Regions from separate parts of the Homo sapiens genome. Here all the other regions are linked to region 3. Evidence: chromatin contacts called from ENCODE Hi-C or POLR2A ChIA-PET data. All regions are on one chromosome and are shown on one strand. The core of a region is the stretch at or near the end of the contact, and the rest is flanking DNA. Distances in the headings are between cores, read along the strand shown.

Region 1 (2,992 bases), core at 281-2,780, 410 kb before region 3:
TTTGTTGTGCCCTGGAAGAAAAGGCTTTCTCTTACAAAGCACAAAGGCGAAACGCCCAGGCCGAGCCCTGAAAAGCCCCGGGTTGGGGGGCGGGGGTGGGGTGGGGGAGGCCGGAGGCTCCGGAGTGCGGTGGCGGGGCTGGGTTCCGGGCAGAGAAGGTCGCTCGGCCCGGGCTGACAAGCGCGGCGGCAGTGGCCGCAGGACCGCAGCGACCGGCGTGCTCACTGAAAAGTTTTGTTCTTAAGTCAGAAGAGAAATTGTTACTCAGTTTAAGGCAGGTCTAAGATAAAAATAAAACTACAAGTAGAGTAGTCAAGTAGCCCTCGTCTCCACGATCGTCCTCCCGCCTTGCTCAGTAGAACCGCTGGGAGAGGGGGTCCCGACCCCGAAAATCCCGGGAGATCCCACGTGTCGGGCTACTCTACGGCCAGGCCGGTCCAGCCCAGAGGAGTGGGGAGTTTACCGGTGGCGTTTAGAACGGTCCGCCTCTATGCTAGCACCTGCCTCCTTCCTGCCCGCAGAGGATCCATCCATCCTACCCCACCTCCCTCCCTCCACACCCTTCACACCCGCCCCCGCTAGGAAAAAGTCAGCCGAGCACCCGGGGTCCAGGGCTAAACAGCCACTCCCCGGGTATCCCGCGGAGCCGGCTGTGTGTGGGGTGGAGGCTGTCGGGGTAGTTTCTCATTCGGCTCGCCCCTTCTCCATCCGCCCGCCGCCTCGGGCTCCCCACTGAGTACCACCCAGCCCTGGCCTCGCCGGAAATCAACGCGGGGTACATAGGGGAGCCCGGAAATCACCGGGGGGTGCACCAGAGAGCCCGGCGAGAAGGCATTCTCGATATCGACCCGAACAAAGTGGGAATGGGGCTTATTAAGAGACGGAGAAAAGAAGTCCTGCTCCCTTCCCTTGCAGTGCCCTCACCCTCCCAACTTGTCCAATTCCCGCGTCTGGTCCCTCCCCCTTGCACCTCCCCCCCTCCCCAAATAAAACACATTAAGGAAAACTCAAGACGGAAAGTTTGAGCGAGGCAGCGCACGGAGCGCGCAGGGCGCCGATGCCGAGAGGCTCCGTCGCGATGATCCAAGACGCGCCAGTCCGAGTCCCAGTCCCTGCCCCCGTCCAGAGGGAACCGCCCGAATCCCTAGGAAACGGACCCGGAAAGTTAGCCAGGTTCCTGAACAAGCCGGCCGCCCTCGCACCCACCCCTCTTGGGTACGCACACACGTCCACACCCCTTTCTGATCTCCATACTTGCCGTGGAAATTCCTTGGGAGAACGGTCGCACTTTTCAGGACACGGAGGGAAGCAGGCGGAGAGTGTGGTGCATGAAAAGTCCCGGGTTCGCAGAGCCGGCGGAGGCAGCGGCGGCGGCGGCGGCGGCAGCGGCAGCAGCAGCAGCAGCAGTAGGCGGCTGGCCCCGGGTTTGTGTTCGCGAGCTGCCTGGGATTGCATGTACAGATCAAGAGACTCAGTTGGCGTGAGAGAAGGAGCAGTGCTGCCTCTCAGCGCTGGATCTAATCAGTGAATGAGCCTCCACTCTCCCAGGGACTCGGAGACACACACACGCGCGCACACACACACGCACGCACACATTCTCTCACACTCACACACATACAGGCACTCTGAGCACTGAATACATTAGGGCACTAAGGGACTCTGGGAAATGAAGTCCAGACCCAGGGCACTCCTGGAGAACAGACCTGCTGGCCCTCACCAAAGAGCTTGGAAGTCTTGGGGTCGCGAGCCATTGTGAACTAAAGAGAGCGTTGGCTTTTGTTTACATCCCTCCTCCCCCACCCGCAAAGGTCTCAGTGAATGGTTTCGTGCTTGTTGTTCTTCCTTTCCTGAACCAAAAGGGACCAAGAGTAAATGGGCAAAGCTTGAAGACTGACATCCACTGCTGCTTAAATGACCCCCAAATCCTGGGTCCCTCAAAATCTCTGTCTTTTCCCAGAAAAATCTTACCTGCTGCTTTGTTCCTGGAATGCTTCTCTGGGTCTTTGACTATAATAATAAATAATAAATGAATATTAATAAAACTGTAACTTTTGGAGGAGGTGAAGGCCTAGTATAGCATCCAGATGTGAGAATAAAATTTTTTATTGGTGTTTTATTGATGTTTATATTACAGTTCATTTCAGATCATTTCATATCATCCTATAATTCATCAAACACAAAGATAAACAGGGGAAATGGATAGAGAACTAACATTCCTGAGTGCTTTCTAGGAGCCCGGTTATGAGACTAAATGCCTTTACATAATTTCATTTACTCCTAAGATTAATTCTGGAGATAATAATATTACCACTAGTTTATAGAAGAGGAAACTGGGGTTGAAAGGGTTTTGTAATTTGCCCATGAAAACGTGGTTAACAAGTCTTGGATAGCAGGTAGTTCTAGTTCTGAAAGCAAAGTTCAACCAAAATCAAATCCTGGTTTAAGAAGTCATTCCTGGCCGGGCGCGGTGGCTCACGCCTGCAATGCCAACACTTTGGGAGGCCGAGGCGGGCGGAACAAGAGGTCAGGAGTTCAAGACCAGCCTGACAAACATGGTGAAACCCTGTCTCTACTAAAAATACAAAAAGTAGCCGGGCGTGGTGGCATGCGCCTGTAATCCCAGCTACTCAGGAGGCCAAGGCAGGAGAATCGCTTGAACCCGGGAGGCGGAAGTTGCAGTGAGCCGAGATCACACCATTGCACTCCAGCCTGGGTGACAAAAAAAAAAAAAAAAAAAAAAGTCATTCTTTTGTTTTGTAGTTAAGTGTCTAAAACCTCAGATTTCTCATCTGGAAAAAAAAAAGGGAGGGTGGGGAGAAATGGAGTACACACTGATAATCCACTTTACAGAGAACCACATAGGATTATAAATTGTCTAAAAAGAATGAGACTCAAAATCTCATTCTTGCTATTATTTCATTGTCCTTTTTACTTATGTTTAACATTAAGGTAGCATCTAAATATTAAGTATGTTTATGTATATGTGTGCTGT
Region 2 (3,375 bases), core at 721-3,220, 270 kb before region 3:
TTCCTGCTCTGTGCTACTGGCTGTCTAGAGGAGGGAGTGAGCTCTAGAACTGAATACTCAGGGAGTGAGGGAAGAGCATCACTTGGATCTGGCTTCTTGATCTGCCAGAGACAGACTGACTTTTGGTATCTGACTGACTTCCTCCTACCTGATCCCCAGACATGTCCCCTACTGGGGTCTAGGGTTGTCTCTCTCCTGAGGAGATGAGGTTTATTCCTCAGACTTGAATGCCTGGGTGGTGGCTTATCTTGGGAGGAAGGGCTCAGGGCTCAGAGAGGGCTAGAAGAGTTAGAGGAAGCAAGGCCAGGGGAGGGGCAAGAGTGTGTGTTGGGTGAGGTTTGGCAATAGCAGCATAGAATAGGGAGGACACCATGACTTCTCTTCTCAGAGCCCAAGCCTATACTCCTCTCAGGAGTGGGGCCACAAGGGCCAGAGCATCTTTCTGAGCCCCCGGGGAAGCTGTCCAGGAAGCCACCTGGTTGCTTAGAGAGTGTGGAAGCTGTTTAGAACAAAGCTGAGGGTGTCTGGGCCTGCTGCCTGTCTGTATCTAAGGTACTACAAAGTTGACTCCGGCTGAGGCTATCTGATCTGCCAACAACACAGGCTCTTAGTGGAAGAAGGACCAGAGATCCATTCCAAGTTTCTGGAACCCTACTGTGACCTTGGGCTGAGAGGCAGTGTGGGCCTGTGTGGCCAGTTGGACCCAGCCTGCCCTGAAAGCCAGGGCACCAGCTGGCTGGGCTTATTTTAGGGAGGACAGTTCCCCTTCACTGAGACTGTACAATCTCCTTCTTGCTTTTCGTTTTCAGCCCCTGACCTCCTTGGGTCGCTTGGGCCCATGGATGAACATCAGTTACTATCATTCTTCCCCCTCCCTTTTCCAAGTGTCTGATCCTGGAGGGCTAGTGAAATAGAAAAAAGTGTGAGAATCCTTCTGATGTAGGAGCTGAGGGAAGGTTAATGGAACTTCTGGATTTTTTAATGAAAGGGATCCCAAGGACTGCCCATTTCAACATCCCTTTCCCCTTGTGGTTTGCTCTTTTACTTGGCCCTGTGAAGCCTCTTTTTTTCTGCTTTCAGGTTATTTCCCCAAGTGGAAATGTGACTGGGCAAACTTGAGAGCTGTGGCTGGAAGTGATGGGGTTCCTGGGAGTGAACGGTGGGAGTAGGCAGCAGCCATTCTGGCCCAGAGAAAGGCTGAGTTTTGGGGCAGGAAATAGAGGGAGGGAAGCAGGGAAGCTTTTGGGAGGAAAGAATCTGGAGAGTGTCAGTAAGATGTTCCCTAGATGGGACCTGCTCTAAATAGACCACCAGGCCACCAGCTTTCTGCTGAAGGTCCGCTTAGGTCTTTCCTGTACCTCACAAGGCATTGTCCTCAGAGAAGCCTTGACACTTCTAGAAGGCTCCTCCCGCTAGGCTGGATTGGGCAGGGCAGATCTTCCCTCTGCCTGTGCCATCCCCACTGACCCTGCGCCTGCCACAAGCGTGCTAAGGGATAGGGTAGTCTTGGCAGCCTGGTGTAGCCCCACCTCCCCCACTCTGCTAGATTGTGAGGGCGTGGGTGCCCAGATGGAAGTGCTGTGCCATGGGCAGCTTCGACTTGGAGATAGAGAACTCAGAAGACAGATTCCCAGGGGAGTGAGAGAAGCACACCATCTCTACAGGGTAATATAAATGGTGTTGCCTTCCAGAGCCCGGAGAAGGAAGGTTAATGGAACTGCTGGATTTCCAGAGAGGGAGTAATTGAATTCTCCTGCGAGAGCTCAGATGGGCATCCAGAAGGGGGCCTTGAACTGGGCCTCTGTGAAGGATGGGGACTGTGCTGTGGAGACAAGTGTAGGCTAGCATGGGGCAGAGAGGACAAGTGTCAGAGATCAGTTGGTTAGGGTGGGGCTGGGCCCAGTGGGGGTTATTGTCCTTGTCACACTTCTCCATTATAATATGGAGACATGGACCAACTTCTGCTTTAGCGAGCCTGAGGGACACCTACTTTCACCATCTGGCTGGGCTGCGGTGGGTGGAGGGCCTTGGATTGCACTGTCTGGAGCCTAAGGTTGGAAAGATGTGAGGACAGAGCCTTCGGGAACGACCCCAAGCAGATCCTCCCTCTACTCTGTTCCCTTCCTGTTCTGCTGAAAGAGCAGGAAAAGGGTGAGGTTTTAGGTTAGGAGAACAGCTCTGGGAAAGCTTTAGGCATGCTTTTGCCACACCCATTCCCAGCCCTGTCTTGTACCCATACCCAGCCCTTCTGCCAAGGGCCAGGTGGGTTCCTGGGCCTGGTTGGGAAGCTGGGAGTAGATGGGAAAGCCAGGAGACTCATTTTCACTGGAATTTGACCTAAAGCAGGATTGGAAGGGAAGAAAAGAATTTGAACAAAAGTGCAGGCAGGAAGGAGCTGTTAACGAGCCTTTCTTTCTCTTTGGGGACGGAGCGGAGCGCATAGCGGGGCGCAGCCGCCAGCTCTCCTCAGAGCGGCTCTCTAAGGTAGCTGCAGTCTCTGGCCGCTGCCTGCTCTCGTTCGCTCTCCTTTTTTCCCTCTCCTCTTTCTCAGCTCTCTCTATTATGGGGACTTGCTCCAGCTCTTTCTCTCTCTTCTGTCTCTCCTTTTGTTCTCTCTTTGTCTATTTATCACACTGTGAAGGTTGAAAGAGATGTTATTAATCTGGGAGAATGAAGGCAGGATTAGTGGTATGAATCGGATTTTGAGAGGTGTAATGATAGAAAGACTCGCTCGGCTGGCGGCCTGCGTGAGCTTGATAAATGGGGAGCACTCCAGACTGACTCGCGCCTTCCTCCGCGCTGTGCGCCCTGCCCGCTGGGGCGTGCCACGCTCTCAGATCTGCCAGCCGGCCCACCCCGCTCCTACCTGAACCGGAGCAAAAAGCCAAGGGTAAAGCAGACACAAATATCTCCCATCACACTTGGAGACATCATTGCTTTTAGCACCCTTTTCAAGTCGAGGCCTGTCGAGTTCTCAAAGGACTGTGGGCAGAGGGAGTGGGGACCTAGACTTCAGGCTAGAACAGCACCTGCCTGCTTCTAGGACCTGTAAGAAATGGATGTCAGGGGTCAGGGAGTGATAAAAAACAATCCCTAGACCAATCAGGTAAGAATACCAGACCCTATGTAAATACGTGGTTAAGCAAAGTGCTGTTGAGAGAAATGGGTGTGGAGGTCAGGGTGGGGCATGGAGGAGTGGGAAAGAGAAATCATGAAGGGCTTCCTGAAGGTAGTGTCCTAGCAGACAGGATTTGGAGAAGGGAAGTTGAGCGTTCCAGGTGGGGAAATATAGTATAAGCAAACATGTGGGGCAGAAATAAGCCTGACTCTTGGGGTGGGGGTGGGGGAGTTGAATGAAGTACCTCAGATCTGATG
Region 3 (3,239 bases), core at 506-3,005:
TCCCACCTCAGCCTCCCAAGTAGCTGGGAATACAGGCATGCGCCACCTCACCTGACTATTTTTTTTTTCACTTTTTGTAAAGATGGGGTCTCCCTGTATTGCCCAGGCTGATCTCAAACTCCTGGCCTCAAGCCATCCTCCCGCCTCAGCCTCCCAAAGTGCTGGGATTACAGGCATGAGCCACTATGCCCGGCCTTTAATTTCCTCTTGTGCAAAATGGAGATTTTGCCCACCTCCTCAGGCTGTGTGAGGATTAGAATAAGAAGTTGCTGCCATCCACTTATGAATATTTTATCTCATTCAGTCCCAGCTGTAAATACCATTTGTGACCATCCTCTTCAGCTCTCCCTGCCTCCCTAGCCCAGCCCTCACTCCTGTTCTCTAGGCCAGAGGAACAACCGCCTGCTGGACATGGCTTCCTTTCTTCCCTCTTCCTACAAAGCTCTTCTCTTTCATCTCCCTGAAAACTGCTCCTCATACTACAACACGCAGATCAAACCACTTTCTCCAGGAAGCTTTGCCTGTCCCCAGGCTAGGCAGGTGTTTCCTCTGGGTTTCAGTAGCCCTCATGGGCTGATAATCTCTATCACAAGTGGCGGTGGAAGTGCCCAGCCCGTGACTGGAATCTCCTGCATGGAGCCAGGTGCAACCCACCAGTGGGCTAGGGCCCTCTGCCAAGCAGGGACAGATCCCTCTCTCCTACCATCACCTTACCTGGGCCCACCACCTCTCATCTGGAATATCTCCTGTTCTGGCAAATCACACCTGGGCTCCTCCAAGGCAAAGTGCAGGACCCTGGGGCTATACTGGACCCAAGCTTGGGCCTGGTCCCTGCAGAAGGTGCACAGGAAGGAAGCTGAGAGGCTCCTTTCTGGAAACCACAGAAAAGGCAACCCTGGCTCCTTGTTAGGGGCAGCGCTAGCCCACCTGGTATCTAGGGAAAGGGCCCAGGCCTGAGGCTCCCACCTGCCCTCACAGATGGCTTTGTGGCGGAGACCCTGGAGCAACTGCCGGAGCTCCTGGCGCAAGAGGTCCTTTAGGAGAGGCGGTGGTGCCAGAAGAGAAGAGGGGTCAGAGATGGGGCGGGAGCTGGGGGCTTGAGAGGATCGAGCCTCTTGGAGCAGTGCCCGTAACATCGCCACCTGCAAGGAGAGCTGGGATACCTTGCGACTGGGGAGGGGAGTGTCCGGAATGGTGGGGGCTGGGGGAGTGAGGGAGAGGGCGGAGTCAAAGGGGAGACCAGGATAGGATCTCGGGAGTTACCCGGCAGGGCCAGGGACCCGCAGAGGTGGGAAATCACCCGAGTCGTGGGGCAGGCCAGGGGCGTGGCCCACCTTCCCTCTCCCCACCTCCGCCCGCAGCTCCAGGCTCAGGTCCACCGCCGCCTCCCCCAGAATCCTCTTCACTTCGCGTCGCTCCCGGAGCGGAACGTGCTCCTCCACCAGCTCCCACAGCGAGGGGGAGTGCCGGAGCATGACCCACCGACGCCGCCGTCCCCGGCTCGGACCTACGGGCCGCAGGTCAGAGTGCGGGAGGTACCGCGGGCCCGCCGGCAACGCTCACCAAACCCCGCCCCTCTATGGGCCCCGCCCTCTCCCAAGCCCCACCCGTGCTCTGCCGCTGGTCCCCTCGGCTGGGATTGCCCGTTCCGGAACTGCCAGTCCTTGGCGCTCTCTTCTGCCCGGCTTTTGGCCGACTCGGATGCCGGGGGCCCAGAAACCAGGCAGTGGGAACCAGGGCCCTAGCCCCACCTCTTCCGCGTGGCCATCACCCGGGAAACCACGCCGCGACTCTAGGGCCCCGCCCCCTCCCGTGTTTGGTCCGGCGGGCGGCGCGTGCCGGCTGGGAGTTCAGACTCACCTCGGCGCTCCACCGAGCCCTGACCCAAGCACTTTGGGCTCGGCCCTGGGCACCTTTAGGCCTCAGGGAACGTGTTAAGACCTGAGAAATCTGGGTCCACGGGTTTATTACTTCGTCGCCTCCACTGTCCCGGAAGCAGTGCAAGGACAAACTTCCCCTTAAGGCCAGTGAAAGCCTAGGGAGTGGCAGCGCTTGGAGAACCAGGATGGCCCGGGTCAGGTTTACTTGTTGGGCCAGGTTCCCCAAGTGCCCTTCCACCACAACACACTCAGGGTAACCACGTTCAGGGACCCGACCCCCACCCCCAAACAGACAAGGGAGCTGCTCCATTCACGTTTTTTACTAAAGCACCCACACAAGTTTCTGTGCAATGTACAAACACAAGCCGGCCCTGGGGCTCCTGCCTCCTCTCTCAGACAGGGAGGCGGGAACCAGACTTACTGATCCAAGCCCCACCTGCCTCCCATGCAAAGGCCAACCCCAAGATCCCAGGCAGCGACACAGCATCCCCTCTGGTCCCCTCCTGGGGCTGCTCCTCAGCAGGGGGCGCACCAAAGCTTGCCCCCTACAATGTTGAATGAAAAAGGTTTCCCCTCCCCTGGGAGCAAGGGGGTTCCCAAGAGCTGAGAATTCCCCCTGGAAGAGACACTGCCCCCTAGACATACCTCCCACCCTTCCAGGCCCTAGGGGACTCAAGGGGGGGAAACTGAGGCACAGAGAGGTGGAGTGACCTAGCCCAGGCCACTCTGCGAGGCAGTGCAGGGGCTGGCCCGACCCTGACAGTGACTGGGGCTGGGCTAGGGGGAGGGGGTCGGGAAGGAGGGTTGACTCCAAAGAGGGCCACACTTGAAGAGCCTGCCCAGGCAGGAGGCCCCCCAAAGTGGGTTCTGAAACTTCCAGGTGTAGCTAGGGGGCCTAGTGAAGACCCTTGGAAAACAGAGCCCAGTCTCAGTCCTGGAGGTCCTCCACAGAGCAGCTGCCAGCCAGGCTGTGGTCAGTCCTCTGGCAGGCAATCTTCGGCACCGAGAGCCTCTGTCCATTAGTGTCAGCCCCGAGGGGGCCACGACGGAGGCCGCCCAATGTCCACTGTGATATTGGTGAAGAGTGGTTGCCGAGACACCTCCAAGACCTGGTACCGCACTGACCCAATGCCGTCCCGCTTCATGGTCAGCTTCGTGTTTTGAATCTTGGTAAACCTAGATAGGATGGAAATGGTCCACATCAGGGCTAACAACTGTAAACTAAAAATAAAATCCTACACCCCCCAACCAACTAAATGGACCCCCTTTTGGCCAAGGGGACCCCAGGGAACCTTAAAAACAGGGTTTCCAGCTATGATGGGAAGGGACGTCAAACATGCCATGTTATGCCCACGCCCT

The links. A loop is a pair of places that touch in the nucleus more often than their neighbours do. ChIA-PET counts read pairs that join two places held with the same protein, here RNA polymerase II (POLR2A). Pooled maps may share reads with other maps.
Region 1: a loop to region 3 is called in a pooled map, with 3 times the contacts of the local background. The contact joins the promoter of RNF220 here to the promoter of CCDC24 in region 3. A Hi-C loop is called at or near these places in 2 of 50 pooled maps. POLR2A ChIA-PET finds 5 or more read pairs at or near these places in 3 of 52 experiments (H1, K562 and PC-3).
Region 2: a pooled map shows a loop between it and region 3 (5-fold over the local background). The contact joins the enhancer-like site here to the promoter of CCDC24 in region 3. A Hi-C loop is called at or near these places in 1 of 50 pooled maps. POLR2A ChIA-PET finds 5 or more read pairs at or near these places in 2 of 52 experiments (SK-N-SH and common myeloid progenitor, CD34-positive).

What each region holds. Positions count from the first base shown.
Region 1 is chr1:44,403,793-44,406,784 of GRCh38, reverse strand. RNF220 (ring finger protein 220) reads right to left here and starts at 1,530. Exons shown (of 15, transcript NM_018150.4): 1 at 1,255-1,530. RefSeq lists an enhancer at 115-637.
Region 2 is chr1:44,260,711-44,264,085 of GRCh38, reverse strand. The region is part of intron 7 of ERI3 (ERI1 exoribonuclease family member 3); the gene reads left to right. Among named protein-coding and RNA genes, the nearest start is that of SNORA110, 9.8 kb to the right of the region's middle. Within about 2 kb of position 1,970, at least 3 of the 41 ENCODE cell types and tissues checked have a DNase peak (open chromatin) inside an H3K27ac peak, as active enhancers do.
Region 3 is chr1:43,990,115-43,993,353 of GRCh38, reverse strand. CCDC24 (coiled-coil domain containing 24) reads right to left here and starts at 1,755. Exons shown (of 9, transcript NM_152499.4): 1 at 1,608-1,755; 2 at 1,350-1,507; 3 at 967-1,142; 4 at 715-831. The coding sequence starts at 1,475. It overlaps B4GALT2 (beta-1,4-galactosyltransferase 2), which reads right to left. Exons shown (of 7, transcript NM_003780.5): 7 at 2,186-3,056. The coding sequence ends at 2,906. RefSeq lists silencers at 1,302-1,351, 1,492-1,601.